2 separate regions of the Homo sapiens genome follow, and region 1 is linked to region 2. The links are chromatin loops, found by intact Hi-C in ENCODE. Cell type or tissue: heart left ventricle. All regions are shown on one strand. Links, peaks and the distances in the headings refer to the core of each region. The heading gives the core; the rest is flanking DNA.

Region 1 (2,915 bases), core at 231-2,730, 56 kb after region 2:
CAAGAACACGAGCCAAGTTTGCGTATGAACTGGCCAGTGCAAACCAGGCAAATTTCCTCCAGGACCAACCTTGGACAGGATGTGATTCCATGACCTCCCCAGCTGCAGCTCCTCCCGCAATTCTCTCTACTTACTTGCAGACCCTTACTGACTTGCAAAGCCTTTCCATTCAAAAAGGGTTCAATCTGGGACATGTGGATTAAAGTGTGGCAAAACTTGCCAATGAGGAATTAGGCCTGACCTCTCTGGGAGCAGTCTCCAATGCTGACGAGACAGCGCACTGGAAAAGCAAAAAAAAAAAAAAAGTCCGCAGAGGCTTGGGCTGCTGAGTAGGAGAAATTAATACATAGATCTAAAGCAGTTAAAAGCCAGCCTGACTCCGTGGCTGGCTCCTCACGTTGCTGGTGATTTCACCGCGACTAATGATGACCTGTCATTCTGAGAGCCCCCAGGGCCCTTATGCACTGAGGAAGGCCAGATTGCCAGTGCTCAGCATCCCTGAGCGCCAGCCGTGGAGGACCACAGCCTACCACGAGGTCTGGTTTTCAAACACTTGCTCGCTCCTTGGGGAAGAGCCCTGTATTCACAGCACAATTAATTGTGGACTATTTCTCAGGTGACCTTAAATCCTTTTCTATCTGCTGTCCTGGCAACAAGTTCCTGTCTCCAAAGCCTAACCCAGGACAGGGGCCAGGGAATCCATTCATCAACGGAGACCTGGAGGGAAGCCCTACTGATTTGGATGCAACAAAAAACCCTGGAGAATCCTGGAGTAGGATCAAGGTTTCTCAATGAATTTATTTAGAAGAAAATGGCAACTTCCGCTTCAACCTTACTTATGGTAAAGATCCAGGAAACTATAACCCTGATGGCTGTGGCTGACCGCAGCGAGGGAGCCTCGCTGCAACTACCTGGACATGCCCATGATTTCTGGAACCCACCAATGGGGCAACCTCGAATGGAAAGAAAAACCCAAGATGAGACAGAGGCCCAAACCTTCATAATCCTACCCTTAGCCAGTCCATCAAATATTGAGGTAAAGCAAAGCTCATTTTTATAGGAATTTTAAACACTGCCTCATGGTCAATGGAATGATTTAGAATATCTCTTCCTACTTCAAATAAATTGAACAGAATTAGGGAGTAGAGAAGGGAAATAACTTTCACAGGGTACCACTCCATTTACAATTTGTTTACTCCTCAGTCCAACCACATCGACCCCGCCAAACACCATGAAAAGTACTTTCCATACATTAGAATTTATTATTCTTATTTTTCAGGGAGGTTAAATAAAATGCCTGCTTAAGAATCATACTGCCAAAACTCAAAGGCAGGCCTAAAACCCAGAAGTTTTTAGCCCACACCTCATCACCAGCTCATGTTCTTTTCCTAACAGAAGAGATCACTGAATTTACCACCACAAGCAGCAGCTCATATGTCCCCTAGAGAGCCTGGAAAGGTATGGATTAACTATCTAAGTCCTGAACTGGCCTCAAAGCCTATTCTCTTTCTGCTCTACTGTGCTGATGCCTTTAGAAGACAGCAGGAGGAAAAAGCAGTAAGTGAAGTCCCCCACCTTCCAACAGAGCCACCCATGCCCATCTCTACAACCACTAACTGTTGTCATGCCCTCTACCTGGACATACATAGATCACAGCCTGTCTTCTTCAGATTACCTTACTACAATCTTTTGGAAGGAAATTTGGAAACATCTAAACTACATGGGTACTTTATCTTTTGACTTATCTTTTAGTTATAGAAATTTACCCTGACAATATACCTCCAACAACGTGAAAATACACATGCATGAGGCTATTCATTTTGCAGCATTGTTTGTAATTGCAAAATATTAAAAGCCTACATGTCATTACATAGGAGAGTTGTTGAATAAACTATAATACATCTGCATGATGGAATATGATGCAGATGTCATAAATAGAATAAAAAATATCTCTCTGAACTTATATGAAGTGATTTCCGGGATGTTAAAGTTTAAAAAAGGAAAATGAAAAAAAAATCTATAGCATGCTACCCTTTGTGTTAAAAAAGGCAATGAGAAAATATCCACATATCTGCTCATTTGTGCAATAAGAAATAACAGAATGATAAACCAGAAAGGAGACTAGTTATCTATAGAGGATGAGTGGAAACAAGAAAGGAAAGAAGAGGGGGAGAAAGAAAGAAGCGGGGAATGAGAACAGGATAGTGGGGTGAGGAGTAATTCACACTTCTCTGGTCTGCCTCTTTGTGTAATTCTGATTTCTAAAACCATGCTTATGCTTCTCACATATTCAAAAAATAAACAATTAAAATCAACCAGGATATGAGGAGAACCCAAAATGGAGTATGAGAAGTAACATACTCCATTTTGTGAATCTAACTGTATTACAAATAAATAATATAACCACACTGAAGGGGGCAGGAAAGAAAGAGAACTTAAGTAACTCTGAAAAACATCTTGGCTAGATACTGGAAGGCTCAGATTTGAAAAAAATTTACAATTCTTTTTTTTTTTTTTTTTTTTGAGACGGAGTCTCACTCTGTCGCCCATGCTGGAGGGCAGGGGCATGATCTCGGCTCACTGCAAGCTCCACCTCCCGGGTTCACGCCATTCTCCTGCCTCAGCCTCCTGAACAGCTGGGACTACAGGCGCCCGCCACTGCCCCCGGCTAATTTTTTGTATTTTTAGTAGAGACGGGGTTTCACCATGGTCTCAATCTCCTGACCTCGTGATCTGCCTGCCTTGGGAGTTTTTTCTACAGACACATAGGTTAACAATTCTGAAAATATATGTATTTGAAGACTGAATAAACAAACATTGTGGCTAATGGAAGCTGAGTTTCTTATTGATGAAGAGAGGAGCTACAAATAAAAGGGAAAGACTAGACTAAGGTCTGTGGGGTCAGATTAAAATAG
Region 2 (2,915 bases), core at 290-2,789:
GGTTTATAACAGCAAAACACTGGAAATTAACCATCTGCCAATAGAAGAATGAATAAAACAACTTGTGTTTTATTCATCCAATGCAATCTTCAATCAGAGCTACACCAGCTATGCCTACACCTATCCCATTCTCAGTAAGCAGAAGTAGGATATATATGCAACATGATCACATATGTATACAGTTCATACAAAAGAATATCACATATTGTTGGTGAATATTTACCATTAGGAAACATGCATGTGGGGGTAGGGTGGAAAGAGGTTGTTTGGGATGGGGGAGCATAACACAGGTCTTCAGTTATACCTCTAATAGGCTTTGCACATGTATGTTTATTGCAGCACTATTCACAATAGCAAAGACTTGGAACCAACCCAAATGCCCATCAATGGTAGACTGGATGAAGAAAATGTGGCACATATACCCCCATGGAACACTATGCAGCCATAAAAAAGAATGAGTTCATGTCCTTTGCAGGGACATGGATGAAGCTGGAAACCATCATTCTCAGAAAACACAGCAACAGAAAACCAAACACCACATGTTCTCACTCATAAGTGAGAGTTGAACAATGAGAACACATGGACAGAGGGAGGGGAACATCACACACCAGGGCCTGTCAGTGGGTAGGGGGCTAGGGAAGGGATAGCATTAGGAGAAATACCTAATGTAGATGATGGGTTGATGGGTGCAGCAAACCACCATGGCACATGTATGCCTGTGTAACAAACCTGCACATTTTGCACATGTGTCCCAGAACTTAAAGTATAATAATAGTTAAAAAAAAAAAAAACTAGAAGTAAATATGGAAAAATATGTGATAAAGTTACCTTTACTTTTTATTATGTTTGAAATATTTGACATGATAAAAATTCTCAACTGATATTATGACCTAATGTATATTGTAATCTAAATATAAATATTGTAATCTAAATTTGTCCTTCCTTTTCATAACAAGTACAGGTAGAAGCTTGCCTGTATCTAATTTCACAGCAATGTAAAAACAGGTAAGTACTTATTTTTTTCCTATTTACCTGAAATATCTGCTTCAGGGAGAAGAGGGCCCTTCTCAAATCTCGTCCGCTGGAGTTGTATAGTTTTTCTGAAATAAAGAATAAAACATATAAATTAATTAAACTGACTCTATTGACAGTGAAAACACAGACAGGATATGAATGATAACAAAACTATCCCTGGAAAGGTAATGAAAGCCTATTCATTTCATTCAGGATACAGACCTTACCCCCAACCATAAGAAGAATGTTGCATATACATATCTGGTGTGTGACAGGTGGCATGGAATAATGTGTAGATGGGACAGATTTGGGGCCTGCCCTTTTGCCTATTCCCTCTCAAACAGGTAGAAATCCACTCTGGCTATCACTGACAACTATCACCTAGATTTTTCACCCTCATCTCCCACCCTTCCTCTCTCCAGATCTCTATTTCCAGCTGTTTGCAGACCCTATTTTCCAGTTTATAAACTATTTCCACTTGATGGCCAACTATACCCAGAAAAACCCACGCAGCCAGAACAGAATCCATCCTTCTACCTCATGCCTCCCTTGCCTTACAGGCCCTGCACCCCCATGCTTTCTGCATCTCCTGTTCCTGGGGTGTGCTGGCTGCCTTGAGCGCTCCTCAGGCCCTAGGGTTCCCTAGGCAGCATGGGAGACCCAAGGGCAGCATGGCAGCTCTACGGACTAGCTGGCTCCTTCTAGTCACATGAGGGCCTCTGGGCAGGAAGCCAGCCTTAGCTCTGCCTGGGCCTGTTTTCTCACTCATGTTCAAGGATGGTTCTGGCCATGGGCAAGGCAGATGAAAGATCCCACTCTTGGAATTCTCTGGCTGAAGACTTGGGCTGACTTCCATAAGCCCACTGTTGAGCAGTCACATTTCAAATATATGAGTTAGACCAGGCCTCAGGAAGAAGGAGGTGAGCTTAATACAGGGCCCATCCTCCAGAGATCACCATGCAGCTAGAGAGACAGATGAGTATGCCACAATTACTAGCTGGCCAGAGTGATGGTGCTGCGAGGTGCTGAAGACACACCGGAGGGAGTCCTGTTCTGGTTATGCAGGACACCAAGGAGCACACATCCCGCTTAGCCTCCCAGCACCCACACTTGGTCCTGATCCAGGTGGCTCAGGTGTGCATAGGGTTGCATTCCTAGCACCCGATGCCAGACTTTTCCAATAGAATCACCCAACGCATGTTTACTGAGAACCTGCTGGGTACAGTTCGAGGCACTAGGATACCACAGTGAAGAATGGAATTATCAGGAGCAAAGGCTAAGTAATCAGACTGCCTGCATTCCAAACCTGGTATCACCATTTACTAGCTATGTGACCTTGAACAAAACACTTTACATCTCTAAGCCTTGGATTCTCCATCTGTAAAATGGGAACAGACAGTATTACAGGAAAATGGGTTCTGTGTTAAATTAAGCATGTGTACTATGGAGTGGAATGCAAAATATCATTTAAAGTGTTTAGATATAATAAAGGCATTCAAAACAATGTCACGTCATTGGCCAACCACCTCGGGCTTCAATTCTAGCCTAAAGGGATACAGGGCAGAGCCACATTCCCCCCTTGTGCAAGTGGCATGGAACAAATGGCCCCAGAAGAGTTTGCAGAAGTCTAGTGACAGAAAGGATATGCTGGTTTTTCACAGTGGCCCAGGAAATGGATAGGCCCCCACTGAGAGAGATTTAACAGGACACAGATAGGTAAAGCTCAGTATTTGCTTGGCAGTCATTTCTTCAAAGGTCTCCCTACCAGACATATTGCCTTCCGGCAAAGAACAGAGGGCTCCTGTGGAAACTCCCACTAGATGACATCACTTCCCCATTTAAACCCTTCAGTGGCTGCCCACCGCAGCCAGAATGAAATCCAAAATCCTTTGCACGGTCTG

The links. Peaks named below come from ENCODE experiments on the same cell type or tissue, not always from the same donor. Only the 100,000 strongest peaks of a DNase experiment are listed, where the experiment ranks them.
Region 1: a loop joins it to region 2, with 4 times the contacts of the local background. A loop is called at or near these places in 2 of 110 quality-filtered maps.

Annotation. Positions count from the first base shown.
Region 1 is chr18:36,443,801-36,446,715 of GRCh38, reverse strand. All of the region lies in intron 3 of FHOD3 (formin homology 2 domain containing 3), which reads right to left. Among named protein-coding and RNA genes, the nearest start is that of FHOD3, 150 kb to the right of the region's middle. In heart left ventricle, for the core only: no CTCF peak of the experiment used is centred there; no DNase peak of the experiment used is centred there; H3K27ac peaks cover 522 bases.
Region 2 is chr18:36,500,117-36,503,031 of GRCh38, reverse strand. It overlaps FHOD3 (formin homology 2 domain containing 3), which reads right to left. Exons shown (of 29, transcript NM_001281740.3): 4 at 1,033-1,100. Among named protein-coding and RNA genes, the nearest start is that of FHOD3, 200 kb to the right of the region's middle. RefSeq lists an enhancer at 2,782-2,831. In heart left ventricle, for the core only: no CTCF peak of the experiment used is centred there; a DNase peak (open chromatin) is centred at 1,711.